Linked DNA regions of Homo sapiens: region 2 is linked to region 1. The links are chromatin loops, found by intact Hi-C in ENCODE. Cell type or tissue: MCF 10A. All regions are shown on one strand. Each heading gives the region's core, and the rest is flanking DNA. Links, peaks and the distances in the headings are about the cores only. Region 1 has its middle 93 kb from the start of CENPF. Region 2 has its middle 190 kb from the start of KCTD3.

The links. Hi-C counts contacts between places; a loop is a spot of excess contacts. Peaks named below come from ENCODE experiments on the same cell type or tissue, not always from the same donor. Only the 100,000 strongest peaks of a DNase experiment are listed, where the experiment ranks them.
Region 2: it touches region 1 in a loop (1.9-fold over the local background); 1 of 110 quality-filtered maps calls a loop at or near these places.

The regions. Positions count from the first base shown.
Region 1 is chr1:214,691,282-214,700,335 of GRCh38, reverse strand. No RefSeq gene overlaps it. Among named protein-coding and RNA genes, the nearest start is that of CENPF, 93 kb to the right of the region's middle. In MCF 10A, for the core only: no CTCF peak of the experiment used is centred there; no DNase peak of the experiment used is centred there.
Region 2 is chr1:215,372,283-215,381,336 of GRCh38, reverse strand. It overlaps the pseudogene VDAC1P10. Among named protein-coding and RNA genes, the nearest start is that of KCTD3, 190 kb to the left of the region's middle. In MCF 10A, for the core only: no CTCF peak of the experiment used is centred there; a DNase peak (open chromatin) is centred at 4,306.

The DNA of each region.
Region 1 (9,054 bases), core at 642-8,641:
TTGAGAAAACAAAACAAAAAAAATGCTATCACATCAAGTATACATAATTATGTTAGGCCATTCTTGCATTGCTATTAAAAAAAAAGTCTGAGACTGGATAATTCATAAGAAAAGAGATTTAATTGGCTCACAGTTCTGCAGGCTGTACAGGAAGCATGGCAGCATCTGCTTCCGGGGAGCCCTCAGCCAGCTTCCAATCATGGTGGAAGGGGAAGCAGGCATATCACATGGCCAGAGCAGGAGAGAGAAAGAGAGAGAAAATGGGTGGGCGGGAGGGAGGTGCCACACACTTTTAAATTATCAGATCTCACAGAACTCACTATCATGAAGATAGCAGCAAGCCATCAGGGATCCGCCCCCATGATCCAAACACCTCCCACCAGGCCACACATCCAGCATTGGGAATTACAATTCAACATGAGATTTGAGCAGGGATAAATATCCAAGCTGTATCAATAATCAAAAAGAATTGCCCAAGAAATGGACCAAGCAAATGTTCTCAAAATATTTAATCATCGAGATTGATTATAAGAAGAAGTTGTTAATGGCCGCACCTAGGCCACGTGCTCTGAGCCTATTCTGAACAGAGATGTAATCTTATAGGTAGAATGTCTTTGTAAACTGTATTTTCCCCCGACTGCCACTTAAAATACACTGGGTATTTGTTGAATAACACAAGTTATTCAAAGAAGTAAATGTAAATTAAATTATTTCTAAATGGAAATCTAGCTTTGTCATCCGAATTATCATAGAACTAACTAGAAATCTGCATCTCTAAAGTAATTCAAACTTATGTTTCCCAGTAAATCAGATACTGAGGATTTCGTATTAAAGTTTTCCAGATTAAAAACTAAGAAATTTATTTGTGTGCGGAGAAGGCTATTCCAGTCGGTTTCATTGAGATACCACCAGTACCTCTGACTTACATGGCACCTTCAGTGCTAAGAGTTCTATGTGCCTTCATGAGGAGGTGCTTCATGTGCCTGTAAATTCAGGGATGATTGGGATTCTAATCATTCTTCACATATGCAATCCGATTTATGTTACATACTAGAAACTAATCATAGTAAATATTACTCGAAATAAGCAGGGATTGAAACTGAGATTCCTTTTTTTCTTGGTTTTCCTTATAATGAGGTTATACTTCTTGCAAAAAACAAAAACACACTCTATATGGAATTTCTAAAAATTTACCTCTAAAGTACAGAGTCCTTATCCACTATTTGTGTATGGCTTTAACTAGTGTTAGTAGTAAAATATTAATGATAGCTGTTTCCAACAATTTAAGATGTGTGAAATACTACTATGTATCCAAAATCATATAATCCTTACAAAACTCTGTAAGATAGGTACTACTATTGTTCCCATTTTAAATACAAGCATGCCTTGAAGATATTTTAGGTTCAGTTTCAGATCATTACAATAAAGAGAATATCACAATAAAGCAAGTCACAGAATATTTTGCTATCCCTGGGCATATAAAGTTATGTTTACTCTATACTGTCATCTCTTACATGTGCCATAGGATTATGTCCAAAAAATGTAAATAATTTAAAAATATTTTACTACTTAAAAATGCTAACAATAACCTCAACCTCCAGTGAGTCATAATCTTTTTGCTGGTGGGGGGTTTTGCCTGAATGCTGATGGCTGCTGACTGCTCCGGGTGGTATTTGCTGAAGGTTGGGGTGTCTGTGGCAATTTCTCAAATAAAAGACAACAATGAAGTTTGCCACATCACTTGACTCTTTTTTTTTTTTTTTTTTTTTTTTCTGGGATGGAGTCTCAATCTGTCGCCCAGGCTGGAGTGCAGTGGCGCGATCTCAGCTCACTGCAACTTCCACCTCCTGGGTTCAAGCGATCTTCCTGCCTCAGCCTCCGAGTAGCTGGGACTACAGGCACCCACTATGCCTGGTTAATTTTTGTGTTTTTAGTAGAGACAGGGTTTCGCCATGTTGGCCAGACTGGTCTCGAACTTCTAACCTCAGGTGATCTGCCCACCTCGGCCTCCCAAAGTGCTGGGATTACAGTCATGAGCCACCGTTCCTGGCCACTTAACTCTTTCTTTTGTGAAAGATTTATCTGTAGCATGTGATACTCTTTGTTAGCATTTTACCCACAGTAGAACTTCTATCAAAACTAGAGTCAGTCCTCTCACACCTGCCACTCCTGTATCAACTAAGTGTGTGTAATGTTGTGAATTCTTTGTCTTTTCAGCAATGTTCACAGTATCTTCACTTCAGAGTAGATTATGTCTCAATAAACACTGTCTTTGCTCAGCCATAAAAAACAACTCCTCATCCATTCAAGTTTTATCATAAGATTACAGCAATTCAATCACTTCTTCAGGCTATACTTCTAATTCTCTTGTTATTTCTACCACCTTCAATTCCTTCCTCCACCGAAGTCTTGAACCCCTCAAAATCAACCAGCAGAGTTGGAAGCAATTGCCTCCAAACTCCTGTTAATGTTGATATTTTGACCTCCACCCATGAATCACAAATATTCTTAATTGCATTTCGAATGATGAATCCTTTTCAGTATGTTTTCAATCTACTTTGCCCAGATCCATCAGAGGTGACACTATTTATGACAGCTGTAGCCTCATGAAAAGTTTTTCTTAAATAGCAAGACTTGAAAGTTGAAATTACTCCTTGATCCATGGGCTATAGAATGAATTGTGTTCGCAGGAATGAAAACAACATTCATCTTCTTGTACATCTCCATCAGAGCTCTTGAGTGACCAGGTGCATTGTTAATGAACAATAACATTTTGAAAATAATCATTTCGGTTGGGTGCAGTGGCTCACACCTGCAATTCCAGCACTTTGGGAGGCCAAGGCAGGCAGATCACTTAAGCTCAGAAGTTCAAGTCCAGCCTGGACAACATGACGAAACCCTGTCCTACATAAAATACAAAAATTAGCCAGGCATGGTGGTGCATGCGTGTGGTCTCAGCTACTCAGGAGGCTAAGCCAGAGGATCACTTGAGTGTCAAAGTCAGAGGTTGCAGTGAGCCAAGATCATGCCACTGCACTCCAGCTGGGCAACAGAGCAAGACACTGTCTCAGAAAAAAATTTTTAAAAAGACAAAAGAAAAGTATCAATTTGCTGAGCAGTAGGTCTTAACAGTGAGCTTAAAATATTCAGTAAACCATGCTGTGAACAGATATGCAGTCATCTAGGCTTTTTTCCATTTCTAGAGCACAAGCAGTATAGATTTGCGTAATTCTTAAGGGTCCTAGGATTTTCACAATGGCCAACAAGCATGGGCTTCAACTTGAAGTCATCAGCTCACTGGCCTCTAACAAGAGAGTCAGCACCTTCTTTGAAGATTTGAATTGAGGCATTAACTTCTCTCTAGCTATGAAATTCCTAAAATAATATCTTCTCCCAATAGAAAGCTGTTTCTTCTCCACTGAAAATCTGTTGTTTAGTTTAACTAACTTCATCAATGTTCTTAGCTAGATCTTCTGGATAACTTGCTGCAGCTTCTACATCAGCACCTGCCGCTTCATCTTGCACTTTTACGACAATGGAGATGGTTTCTTTCTTTAAACTTCATGAACCCAACCTTGCTTGCTTCTAATTTTTCTTACACAGTTTCCTCACCTCTCTCAGCTTTCATAGAATTGAAGAGAGTTAGGACTCTGCTCTGGATTAGGCTTGGTTTAAGGAAATGTGGCTGGCTTGATCTTTCATCCAGACCACTCGAATTTTTCCTCTATCAGCAATAAGGCTATTTCACTTATCTTTTGTGGATTCCCTGAAGTAGCACTTTTAATTTCCTTCCAAAACCTTTCCTTTGCATTCACAATTTGGCTAACTGGTGCAAGAGGCTTAGCTTTTGGCCTGTCTCAGCTTTGATTATGCCTTTCTCACTAAGCTTAATCATTTCTAGCTTTTGATTTAAAGTGAAAGATGTAAGACTCTTCCTTTCCCTTGAACACTTAGAATCCATTGTAGGGTTACCAACTGGCCCAATTTCAATATTGTTGGATGTCAGGGAATAGAGAGGCCCCAGGAGAGAGAGAGAGACAGGGAAATAGCCAGTTGGTGGAGCAGTCGGAACAAACACAGCATTCATCATTTAAGTTTGCCAACTTATGTAGGCATAGTTTATGACACCCCCAAAAATGACAACAGTAATATTAAAGATAACTGATTACAAGTCACCATGACAGATATAGTAGTAATGAAGAAGTTTGAAGTATTGCAAAAATTACCAAAATGTGGCGCAGGAACATGAAGTGAACACATGCTGTTGGAAAAATTGTACCAATAGACTTGCTTGATGCAAGGTTGACACAAAACCTTCAATTTATAAAAACAAAGACAAAAACGTAGTGTCTGCAAAGCATACTAAAGCAAAGCACAATAAAATGAGGTATGCCTGTGTAAATAAACTGAGCCTCAGAGATAAATTGAGTACCTCTCCAAAATTACAGTTTCTAAGTGAAAGAGGCAAGATTTGATCGTGATCTGTCTACCTCCAAAGCCTGTGCTTGAGCCATTGAACTAGATTGCTATTCTGAATGTTCTCTCCCCAGATCTGTGTGATGTGATACAAGGGGCAGCTCTCAGTTCTAGGGTATTGGGGATGACTTCCTATTTCCTGAAACGCACTACACCAGCGAGTTTTCTTCAGCTTGTTGTGAAAAGATAGTTCTTTGTTAACTGAATATTCCCTAAAAACACTTTCTCTACTACATAGAAGACAATGCTTCACCCATGCAGTTAATAATAATAGCACACACTTTTAAAGCACTTACTATGTGCCATGAACTCCTTTTAAGTACTTTATATTAATTTATATAACACTTAATATTTGGTACTATTATTGTCCCAGTTTTACAACTGAGGAAATTGAGGCACAAAAAAGTAAATGGTTTTCCTGAGAGCACATGGTTAGTAAGCAACGGATGTCCACACCCAGGCAGTGGAGCTCCAAGACAAGAGCTCTAAACTATATTGGAGTATACCCTAACATTTCTGAGCATGAGCCCCATAATAAACTCTGTGCTGGGCTCCAGGGAAGCCACTATGAACCAAGCAGATATAGCTAATAGTCTGGTGTAGGAGACAGAAATTAATCACCTAAATATATATATATGATTCCAAACTGTAATAAATATGTGAAGGAAAAGAAGAGGGAGCTGAGAGAGTACAACAGGGACCTGCTTTAGGCTGGATGGGCAAAGCAGGCCTCTGAGGACAGCTACACCTAAGCTGAGACCTGAAACGAAGGAGGAGCCAGCCACACGAAGTCTCTGAGCCCGGAATGGGGCAGCGTGTGGGAACAGGGAGAATTAGAGGATATCCTGACAACCTCAACTCATACCTTTACATCTTAAACTTATAAGCTGGGTGCTGAAATATGACTCATTCTATCTCTGTTTGATCTTCCCATTGGCTGACAACAAAATAATAGGCCCCAGGCACTTCCACAAGACTTGCAAACAGGGTACTCAGCAACCCATTTGTCAATCCCTAGTCCATCACCTATCTCAGGAGTCCAACAGGGTTGGAGTTGAAAAACTTAAGAGCAGGAATTTCTCTGGAGAAGCTGTAATTATGTTCTGCATCCCCTCTCTGGCCCTGTTTCTCCCACAAGGGGAAGAAGAGGGGTGTTTTCCCCCCGCACCTTGAGATCTAGTGAGAGGCTTAAGGGTCTAATTAATGGGCTGGTCTCTGATTGAGCTGAAAAGTCTAAAGGCGAGATGCCATGGCTCAGCCAGGCTAAGGGGCAGCGTTCAGGGAAAGTGGACACCCCTGAGAGAGAGTTGCATTTTCACACAGGCGAGGATGGAGGAGAGGTTCCCACTAACCACGGCTTTTGTGGGTCTTGTGGGAGCCAGGCTGGAGCCGTGTTCAAAGAGACCTTGCTCAAGAGGTTTACCAGAGAGAATCTTGCGGGGCGGGAGGCCAGATGCCCACAGACTGAGAGTTTGTGTTGAGTGGCCAATCGCATCCCACATCACAGGACTAGTCATTGGAGGTTCCCAATGAGGAGTTTTTTAGAAACCCGCAAAATGGATCCTAAGGGGAAGATCTGGATTTATATTTGCCAAGCCTCATGAACACTAAGAACATATCATGAAAATACCAATCTCTGAATACTGTGCATTTCCTTAATTCCTTCTTCCCAATTCTGAAGGAGTCAGAAGCCTGGGCTAGTGAGCTGGGTTGGAGGAGTAGAACTAGGTTGCAGGGGATGTGGAGCCAGAGCCATTTGTGCTTCCTCCTCATTACGGACTCAAAAGCTAGGACGGGGGAAATACTTTCAATTTGACTGTTATTACATGGAAGTGGGCCATTTAAAGCCCTGAAATAATTCTGTCCCTGTAGCAAAAACTGTCTCAAGGATTTTTATTATCTAACTCTAAATGGAAAAGCTAGAGCACCTGGTCAATATTTCTAAGGAGCAGGGGGAGAATGTCACCTTCACTGTACATGTTTGAAGACTCTTGGATGGGTTACAAAGAAAATATTTTAAAATCATTCAACAAATATTCATGTACTGCCTACAGTGTGCCACGTATAATTCCAATACTTGGAATATATCAGTGAATAGACAAAATGTCTGCCTTCATATAGCTTACATTCTGCAGGAGTGGGGGATGAGAGACAGTCAATAAACATGATAAATGGGTGAATTACATATTGTGAGAAAAAGCAATTAGTACTGTGAAAAATTGATCAGGCTAATGTCATTGAGAATGCTAAGGAAAGATAGCCTGTCATTTAAATCAGGTGTTTATAGTGGGCTTTACCGAGTGGGTGATTGCCTTAGTCCACTTGTATTGCTATAAGGGAAAACCTGAGGCTGGGTAATTTATAAAGAAAAAGTGTTCATTTGGCTCACAGTTTATTTGGCTCACAGCAGGCTGTACAAGAAGCATGACACTAGCATCTGCATCTGGTGAGGGCCTCAGGAATCTTCCATTCAAGGTGGAAGGCAAAAGGGGGCAGTTATCACATGATGAGAAAGAAACCCAGAGAGAGAAGAGGAGGTACCAGGCTCTTTTCAACAAGCAATTCTTGTGGGAACCTAGAGTGACAATTCACTCCCATGAGAATGGCACCAAGCCATTCATGAGCGATCCATCCCCACAATCCAAACATCTTCCACCAGACCCCACCTCCAACACCGGGGATCAAAGTTTAACATGAGACTAGGTGGGACCAAACACACCATCTCTGAACCATAGCAGTGATATTTGAAAAAGGAGGTTGTTTTAAAACGTAAGTCTGGGCCGGGTGTGGTGGCTCATGCCTGTAATCCTAGCACTTTGGGAGGCCAAGGCGAATGGATCACCTGAGGTCAGGAGTTCAAGACCAGCCTGACCAACATGGTGAAACCCTGTCTCTATTAAAAAATACAAAAAATTAGCCAGGCGTGGTGGTGGGCACCTGTAATCCCAGCTACTTGGGAGGCTGAGGCAGGAGAATCACTTGAACCTGAGCAGCAGAGGTTGCAGTGAGCCGAGATTGTGCCATTGCACTCCAGCCTGGGCAACAAGAGCTAGACTCCATCTCAAAAAAAAAAAGTAAGTCTGATCACGTCACTCCTCTGCTAAAAACTCTGCAATGGCTCCAAAACTCTGACTGCTAGGTCAAGAAACTATAAAGAGTAAAGATGGAAGCAGAGAACTGCTGAGTGGCTAGCGTAATACTAATCAAAGTGAGAGATGGTGGTGGCAAATGGTAACTGTAGGAGAGTTAAGAAGTGGACAGACTGGAGATATTTTGAAAGAGAATTTCCTGACTGGGTAGATGTGTGATGTGAAAAACAAGAGTCAAGGTTGACTCCCAGGTTTTGGGGCTAAGCAACTGGAATGCTGGAAGCAACTGGAATCTTGTCCATTGGGACACCAAGTGGAGTAGGATCGAATACATGGATCTAAAGTCCAAGAAAGAGATCTGGGCTGCAGTTACAAATTTGGAAGTAGAGATTAAGAATTATCTATAAATTGCAATAAAAACCCCATAATAACAGAAAGAGCAGCCCATGGTAAACCAGCTTCAGTGAATAGTGAGATATCCAGAACCTAGATAGAAAAGAAACAAAATTGATTTGCATAAAATCTGAACAAAGATTTCGGCCAAATCTCACTACTCAAAGAAATCTTGTATGTTTATACTTTGGTAATTTAGAAAGTTTTTTCATACTAGCTATTCTTCTTAAATGCTCAGGGTCTTTTGGCTTAGATTTTTGTTTTTTGATTTCTTAAAATGGGAAATGCCATGTATCTTCCATACTGAAGGGAAGGACAGACTGGCTAGGATGAGAAGCAGCTAGAAAATGTAATAAAACATCTCTACCCTCTACATAGAAAATGTTCTCTTATTCAATTTCTCTCTCCTGTTTCATCTATTCCTCTTTAATCTTAATTGACATAATAATCTGCCAATCATATCAGTGGCTTGCTGGTCTTGGAAAGGTGAGAATCCCACTGCGTCCCAGTGGCCTGCTTTTCTAGGGAATTAACAAGGCCTTCACAGAGTCCCAGCCTGCTTTTCCAGGAGAATATCCTCCTCTTCATCATGCCATCGTAATAAGCTTTATCAGAGCCCAGCCAGCTCTGTATCTCTTGCAACACAACTGACACAACATTTTTTGGTAGAACAAAAGAAATAAACATCCAAATCACTGTTCTCAATAAAACTGAGTAGGATGACTGTCCTTGCTTAGAAGTTGGGGTGAGGTCCTTCTCCAGCAATTTATTTAAAACTTAGAACACCACATTTCTCTTAAGTACAGACAGAATTTTTTTAATAGAAGAGTGTGTTAATTTCTTCAAGCCAAGTCAGTGAAGAATATTTTTGAAGTCTCCTCTGTCTATAAAGTATCACTTAGTTATTTAAGAATTTAGAGCTACATTCCTGCCACTGTTCCTTGGTGAGACCTCTAACCACAATAAAAAGGGATATTTTGTCTCCCTCTGTGTAGTTCAGACAAAGAAAATTGCAGCTAGAAGTCAGAGGGGCAAACTAAATGTCACTCTGACCCAAAGATCTGGAAAAAATGTAAAAATTCCATTACGAAAAATG
Region 2 (9,054 bases), core at 492-8,491, 680 kb before region 1:
GCTTTAAGAGGCACCCCAAGTCCAGTAACACCGTGGTTCTTGCAGACTCTTAGAGGTACTGCCTGTATGGTCTTGGACAAGCTCTGGGAGAATTCTCTTTACCAGGCAGAGATTCTTGTTCTCTTCCCTTTCTCTCAAACAAATGGAGTCTCCCTTTCTGTTCTGAGGCATCAAAAGCTGGAGATGGAGTGACACAGCACCCCTGTGGCCACCACCACTATGTGCTGGATGAGACCTGAAGTCAGCATAACAGTGGGTCTCGCCCAAGGCCTGCTGCACCCACTCCCTGGCTACTGTCTATGTTCACTCAAGGCCCTGGGCACTACAATCAGCAGGTGGCAAGGCCAGTCAGGCCTGTGTCCTTCCTTTCAGGACAGTGAGGTCCCCCTGGGCCCTAGGTGGGTCCAGAAGTATTGTCTGGGAGTCAGGAACTGCAGCCTAAAACCTTAGAAGCCTACCTGGTATTCTATTACACTGCAGCTGAGCTGGCACTTAATCCACAAAATGCAGTCCTTCCCACTTCTTCCTCCCCTTTACAAAGGCAAAGAAGGCTCACCCCATAGCCACCACCACCACCACAGGCCACAAAGAGTACTGCCAGACTACTTCTGATGTTCCCTTAAGTCCTAAGGGCTCTTAAGTCAGCCTGTGGTGAATGCCGCCTGATCTGGGACTCACCCTTCAGGGAACCTCCTCTGGCTCAGGGCAGAATGAGAAATGCCATCTAAGAGTCAAGTTTTGGAACTGGGGACCCCAGGAGCCCACTTAATGCTCTATCCTCCTGTGGCCATGCTGGTACCCTGGTACCCAAGAAGCAAGACAAAGTCCCCTTTACTTTTCCCTCTACTTTTCTCAAGCAGAAGGAGTTTTGTCCCATACTTGCCACAGCTGGTAATATACTTAGTCTCCCCTGAAGCCAGCAAGCTTCGGAGGCTCACCCAAGGCCCTTGATGTAGTACTTGGGTATCACTGCTGGTTATTCAGGGCCCAGGGGCTCCTCATCTAGCAGGTGATGAATGCCACCAGGTGGGGGTTCTTTCCTTCAAGGCAGCGGGTTCCACTGTGGCCCAGAGTGTGTCTAGAAATATCATCTGGTAGCTAGGGCCTGGAATGGGGGCCCCATGACACTGAATGGTGCCCTATCCTGCTGTGGCTGAACTGGTATCCAAGAGGCAAGACACAGTCATCCCCACTCTTCCTTCTCTTCTCCTCAAATGGAAGGAAGGGGTGTCTTTTGGAGCTGTGAGCTGTGCAGCCTGGGGTTAGAGGAGGGATGATTCCACTACTCCCTTATCCACTCCAGCTGGTATATCAGTAGGTCGTGTTCCCCAGCCCACCAAGCCACCCACTGTCTCTAGGCCTAGTTCAGTACTAGGATTCATAAGAGCTGCAGTCCTTGTGGCATAGACTGCCTTTCAAGTTTACTTAGAGACACAGGGCACTGTTGCCCTTGGAGGTGAGGTTTGCAAGAACTCAAGTTCTGACTGCTGGGATCTGCGATTCCACTCTGGCTAGGGCTGGTTTAAATGTTCCCTCTGTGGACAGGTGTCAGTGGAGTTTGGTCTTGTTTTTCTTTTTGCTATAATAGGACAGCACTGAGTGCAGTGCCTCACAGTGGCTGTGTTCCCTTCTCCCAACACCCAGAGATGCTCTCCATACCAGGCTTCTGGTACTGCCAGGGCCAGGGGAGGGGTTGTGTTGGTGATTCAGGACTGTTTTGTCTATTTCTTCAATGCCTTTTTCAGTGATATAAAGTTAAAACCAAGTACTATGTGTGCTCACCTGATTTTTTGGTTCTTAGTGAAGGTATTTTTGTGTGTTTGTATGTAGATAGTTGCTAAATTGGCGTCCTTGCAAGGGGACATTCAGTGGAGCCTTCTATTCCACCATCTTGCTCTGCTTCTTCCCACAATGTTTCTTTTAAAGTATTTTCAGATCACTACTCAGACAAAAGACCTGAAGGAATACTTGTGGAGATCACTGGAGCTATACCTCTCTGTGGCTTCCTTCTCTCTGATAGCCTGCCCATACATTCTATTAAACCTGAGCTCCTTGAATTCTGACCTCTATCAGAAACTCAGCAGGATGGCCAAGCTCTATTTGGCAATCCCAAGTGTTGGACTCTCAGTGCTGCTGCCAGGAAAGCACCTCTAGGCAGGAAGCTACGTCAATCATAGGGCTTACTTTGTTTCCCTTTCCTTAGAGATTATAATCCAATGCTACCTGCTATATAGTGTATTAAAATTCTTATTTATTTAATTTTTCCAGTTTATGGAGAAGAAGGTAAATCCATTAGCTGTTACTCCAATATGGCCAGAAGTTAGCTTGATTCAATTTCAAGGCAGAATTATAGTAATAGTTTAGCAACTTAAACTGCTTATGTATGTTTGCAATTTTTCTAATATTCTTTGTAAGACTACTTTGTTTTGGCTTGAGATATTACCAACCCAATGTTGTTAGAGGGACTGGCTTATTACTTGGTCCACAAAAATGAATTAAAACTTTGAAAATGGATTAAGAAACTGTAGTTTCTCCCTCTAATATCAGGGAGTGTAGGATATTCCCCAAATTTTAAAAACAGGTGATTATTTTCTAAGAGATCTACATTATTATATCTAGTTGCCTGGTATAAACCTATATGAGCTAATCTTTCATTTGATTGTGTAAAAAGGAATCAGAATGCACTATATGAGAGCTCTCAAACCAGCCTGTGTGGCTTTTTGAAATTCTGATTATTGTAACAACTTTTCATTGTGGTGAGACATAAATATATAGTTCTTTATTTGTATTTGACCTATGAAAGTCATTCCTATAGAATATTAACATAAAATAGTGGGTCAGATAAATTTATCTTTGGTTAATTTTGATTAACTACTCCCTTGTAATTAAAGCACTGAATAAAATACTAAAACTTTGTCTTAATTGTTGTTTTGGGTAAAAGTAATTCTTTAGCATGAATTTTTAATTAGATTTCCCAGAAAAGAGTTTGATTATAGAGTATGTTACTCTGTGTGAATAGGACATAGCATAAAGCTGGGAAGTAGGAACAGGAATGGGAAGATGGCAGAGAGGGAAAAACCTTCTCTCTCTTCTTTTTTAGGTTTCAATATTATGTTCAAGTTTTATTTTAAGTAATGTCAATTGCAACATTTGAAGGGGAGGATTTAATTCCACAAAAAATGGAAGACTTTAAAATATACCCATTAAACTACTAAAAAATAAATGGAGTGGTGACAATACAACAGAAATTCAATTTAGATTCTGAGTATTGTTACCATGTGATTAAAATCACACAGACTCTTCCAAGCTTATAGCTGGAGCTCCTGGAAGCTATTTCATATTCTGGTGCAAGGGCAAAAAACCACAACACGAGAAGGAATTAAGTCCTGAATTACTGGCTTCATCACATTCATCCTCTCTACTCCTAAATGGCCAAAATAAACAGTTACCACATCCTGCAGACCTTTTGGTGTAAAAGAGGTGATGATGAACTGAGATGGGGAAAGGGTCATGAATATCTGTCTAAAAAAGTCCCTTTCAGGTGAGTTCGTACACACCATCAACCAATGAGCCTCTCATCTATTAGGGTTAAGAAACCAAGGTTTGCTTCTTAGGAAACCATAATTTTATTCATTTACTCACTATGAATTTACAAAGTGCCTCTATATTGTCAGCTTCCATTTGCAAACATTTCTACATAAAAAATAAATCTGGCATTTCTACAAAAGCCAAGTTCCCTCCAATTCTGCAGCCGAAAAGACCTTCTTTTGGAATTGAGTTTCTTCTGTACCTTTGAAAGGGTAATACCTTAAAGCTGAATCATTTTTAATCCAGAGGCCTAAGATGATATTTAGCAATACCTGCATCCCAGAAATATGACATTAAAAGATACATTAAATTATGAAGATACTTATGCTGCAAAACAATTTTAAATTAGACAACTATACAGCATGCACTTACACTTGAAATTCCAGTCTTAGATCAAGCTTGTGAGCCTGAACGTTCTTACCATACAGGAAAGCTGACAGTGTCAGTCTGATACCTGGCTTTAGGGTCTGAATATATCCTAAACCTAACAGGCTGAAGTTGTTCAGTTTATCCAAAAAGCAAGCATCAGGGTTGATCTGATACTTGGCTGCTATTTCAAAGCAAGTTTTACATTTTTCTGCTGTCCAGCCAAGATTCACAGTGCTCTCAACTTCCTTTTCATTTTCTGGTAAATGGAGCCACCAAACACTATCCCGTCATTCACATTAGTGTGAAGCTGGAATTCATCAGTCTTCTAGCTAACCACAAAGTTGCTCTGGGTCCCTTGGGACTTTGCAGTCTCAAAATTCATCTGGTAGCCAGCCAGCCAACCCTTGTACACAGCACCAGAAAGCCTCTGATTGAAGGCTCAGCAATTTCAAAATGCATGTCACAGCTCAGGTTGATGTGCTACCACAAATATTCTGTCTTGATTTTAGCATTTTTGTCTCCAGGTTAGGAAGAGTCAAAGGTCAGCTTTACTTTTTCTTCCCCAGTGAGTAGGATGAATCAAAGGTCAGCTTCAGTCCATGTGTGTTATTCTTCATGGTAATCTCAGTGCCTAGTGTATTGTCAGTGTTCCATTTCTCTGTAAACATCAGGCCATGGTCTGTCTGTCTGTACTTGGTTTCCAGACTGCCCTTCACTTTGGTGGTCTCGGTGTTGACTGAAGCTGAGCTTGTAAATTCCAATCCATTCTCAGAATTTTCTTTCAAATCAAGCTTTATTAGGCCAAATCCATAGCCCTTGGTGAAAACATCCCTGGCAGGTTTGTCAAGATCAGCACATGTGGGCAGCACAGCCATCTTCTGCTCAGAGGTGATAGCCACGTGAGCTCAGAGGAAGCTACCACATGAATTGTGGTGCAGAGGTAGTAGTGGAGCCAGCAGTGGGGCCAAGGGTGGAATGGCACTGAGAAGGAAAGACTTTCAAAAAGCCGAAGAAAAGTTGAGTGAAGATACTGAAGTTTGACTAGTGTTGTGGGTTGAATTGTGCCCCACTCCTAAAAAATATGTTGAAGGCTGCTATGGTTTTAATGTGTCCCCAAAAAGTTTATGTGTTGGAAACTTAATCCCCGTTGAGATAGTATTGAGACATGGAGCATAACAAGAGGTCATTTGGTCATGAGGATGAAGCCCTCAAGAATGGATAAATGTCATTATCATGGGAGTGGATTAGTTATCATGAGACTGAGTTGTTATAAAGTGAGTCTGGCCCTTGGTGTCTCTCTCTGTCTTGCACCCTCACTCACCAATGATGCCTTCCGCCATGGCATGACCCTTTCCAGGTGCTGGCACCATGCTCCAGGACTTCCCTCTCCCATTCTGTGAAAAAAAATTTCTTTTTAAATAAATTTCTCAGTTTGTGATATTCCATTACAGCAGCAGAAAATGGACTAAGACAGATAATTCGTACTGGGAGGAGAGATATTGCTATAATAATAACTGATAATGTGGAAGTGGCTTTGGAACTGTGTAATGAGCAGAGGTTGGAAGAATTTGAAAGAGCAGATTAGAAGAATCCTAGATTGCCATTAATGGAGCATTAGGGGTAATTCTTGTGAGGACTGTGAAGAAGACAAGAAGTGCCAGGAAAGTCTAGAATTCCTTAGAGATCACTCAAGTGGTCATGATTAGAATGTTGATAGAAATATGGTCAGTAAAGGATATTCTGATGAAGTCTCAGACAGAAATAAGGAATACCTTATCAGAAACTGGAGTAAAGGCCATCCTTACTATAAAGTAGCAAAGAACTTGGCTGAACTGTGTTCATGCCTGGAGGCTTAATGAAAGGTGGAATTTAAGAGTAATGAGCTAGCATATCTAGCAAAAGAAATATCTAAGCAATGAAGGATTCAGTCTGTGTGTCTACTTTTCATCACTTACAGTAAGATGTAAGAGGAAAGAAATGACTTATAGATGGAATTTATAATCTAAAAGAAAATACAACAGAAAGATTTGGAAAACTCAGTCTGTGTTAGAGAATGAAAGAATTTTCAGGAGAGAAAACCAAAGTCATGGCCCCACAACGATTTGCTAAGGAGATTAGTACTAATACAGGGATTATCAAGATAATGGTAAAAAGACATTGCAGGCATTTCAGATACCTTCAAAGTTTTCCCTTCTATCACAGGCCCAGGCTCTAGAGGAGCAGAATTGTTTAGGGGACTTGCTTCCCAGATCCACTTCAGGTCTCTGCTCCCTGCATTCTGGCACAGCACTCTTCACCTGCCCCAGCCATGGATTAAGTGGCCCCATGTGCAGCTCAACCTGCCACTTCAGAACATACAAGCCAGAAACCTTGACAGCATCCATGTGGTGCTAATTCTGCATATGCACAGAATGCAACAGCTATAGGGACATGGGTTCCTCCATGTAGATTTCAAAGGATGTCACAGAGAGCCTAAGGGCCCAGCTAGAAAACTGTTTCAGGAGCAGAGCTGCGGCAGAGGTTCCCTACGAGGACAAATCGTAGTGAGACCATGGAAGTGGGGCCACTCCGAAGACCAAAGAACTGTAGGGGTCTCAGCATGCAACTCTAGCCTGGGAAAGCTGCAGCCGTGAGACTCCAATGCAAGAGCACTGAAGCGTGGAATGAGACCAGCACAGCCATAGTGTAGGGCTGTCTGAAGCTTTGGGGGCTCAACTCCCTCCTCAACCCAGGGTGTCCAGCAAGATGAATGTAGAGTCAAGGAAGATTATTCTGGAACCTTCAGATTTAGTGTTGTTTGACCTGTTGTGTTTTAGACTTACTTGGGATCAGTTACCCCTCTTTTCTAACCTATTTCTCCCTTATGGAATGGGAATGTCTACACTATGCCTGTCCCATCATTGTATTTTAGAATCAAGTACACTGTTTTGATTTTACAGGCTCAAAGCTGGAGGAATTTGCATCAGGATGAATTGCACTTAGAGTCTCAGCCATGTCTGATTTAAAATGAGATTCTGGACTTTAGAATTTTGAGTTAATGCTGAAATGAGTTAAGCCTTTTGAGACCATAGGGATGGATTGATTGTATTTTGCACTGTGAGAAGGACATGAAGTTTGAAGCCAGAGTGGAATGCTATGGTTTAAATATGTTCCCCCAAAAGCTTATGCATTGGAAACTTAATCCCTTAGGAAGTAGTATTGGGAGGTGGAACCTAATAATATTGATTAGGTCATGAGGAAAAAGCCCTAAAGAATGAATTAATGTCATTAAAGTGGGAACAGGTTAGTTATCATGAGAGTGTGTTGTTACATGGATTAAGTAACAGGATAAGTAATAGGATAATAAGTAATTAAGTAATAGGATAGGAGTATTCTCTTTTCTCATATCCATGTGATGCTTTCTGCATGGGATGACTCTCACATTGTGCTGGTGTCATCATGCTCCTGGACTTTCTAGCTTCTCAAAACAGAAATAAATTTCTTTTCCTTACAAATTGCCCAGTCTATGGTATTCTGTTAGAGCAGCAGAAAATGAACTAAGACAAAGTTCTAACCCCTGGTAATTAACTTAATGTAACCTTATTTGGAAATAGGGTCTTTGTGGGCCTTTAATCCAACCAGACTAATGTCCTGGTATGAAGAAAGGAGTGGACAAAGCAGACGCACAAGGAAGATGTCATGTAACAATGGAGGTAGAGATGAAGGTAATGCATCTACAAGCCAAGGAACACCAAGGACCAACACCATCACTAGAAACTAGGAACATGCAAGGAAGGTCTTCTGCCACAGCCTTCAGAGAGAACGTGCCCCTGCCGACACCTTGACTTTGAACTTCTTTTAGCCTGCAGAACAGTGAGATAATAAATCTCTGTTGTTTAAGCCACCTGGTTTGTGGTGCATTGTTATGTAAACCCTAGAGAAAAGGATATAGTACCAACATTATAGGTCCAAGAATAAGAATTTAGAAGTATTCATATATGTGTGTGTATATGTGTGTGTGTATATATATATACACACATACTATATAGAGATATACTATATAGAGTACTATATAGAGATATACTATATAGAGTACTATAGAGTACTATAGAGAGTACTATATAGAGAGTACTGTATAGAGTACTATATAGAGATATACATACACATGTGTGTGTATATACACACATATGTATGTGTGTGTGTATATATATATATGGCACGTAGCATTGTGCCTGGCAAATAGTAAGCATTTATTAAATGCTAGCAAATATTAGCTTGAAGGGAGAAAACAATCAATGGTAAATCTGACTTTAAAATATGCCAAATACAGACCCTGATAATTATAATACTGAAGGCATAGCATTAGGGTAATATGTAATAAGTGATTAGTAAGTTCCTTCTTAACAAGTCTTTTTGGACAGTCAGTTCAGAGATATATATAAAAAAAAAACAATGAACCTATCTAGCTATCCATCCTTTCATATAATGATTTGTTTGGAAAACCAATTTCAATGGTTTGTGAAATGCAAACTAAGTGTAACCATTTAGCACTTATTTTTTGCCTGTTCCAAAAATTTTTTATGTTAATCTTTTATGAATCCGAAGTTACTTTTTTATCTTTTTTCAAAAATGTTCTGCAAGGCCTTTAAAAATGGCATAAAATGCCCTGTTCTTCATGCCTTACAATAGAGCAAGTTTGGCAATATCAAAAATAACTGGACCACATGTTTCTCTGGAAGCCCAGGTATACTTTATTTAAAAAGAAGTCAGAGAGAGAAAATTACAATGCTTTTTTTCTTTTCAGGCCTGACATCCAGAATAAGAAGACTTTTTCATCCAGAATTGTATTCTGGCATAATAGTAGCTGACAGGTGAAAGCAAAAGATACTAGAGAAGTAGTGCTATAGTGGAGTACTATATTGAGATAATAGAGAAGAAATGAAGTGGTATATAGAGACACCAGAGAAGAAGTGCTATAGTGGAGTACTATATAGAGATACCACAGAAAAAGTACTATAGTGAAGTACTATATAGAGATACTAAAGAAGTGCTATAGTGGAGTACTATATAGAGATACTAGAGAAGAAGTGCTATAGTGGAGTACTGTATAGAGATACT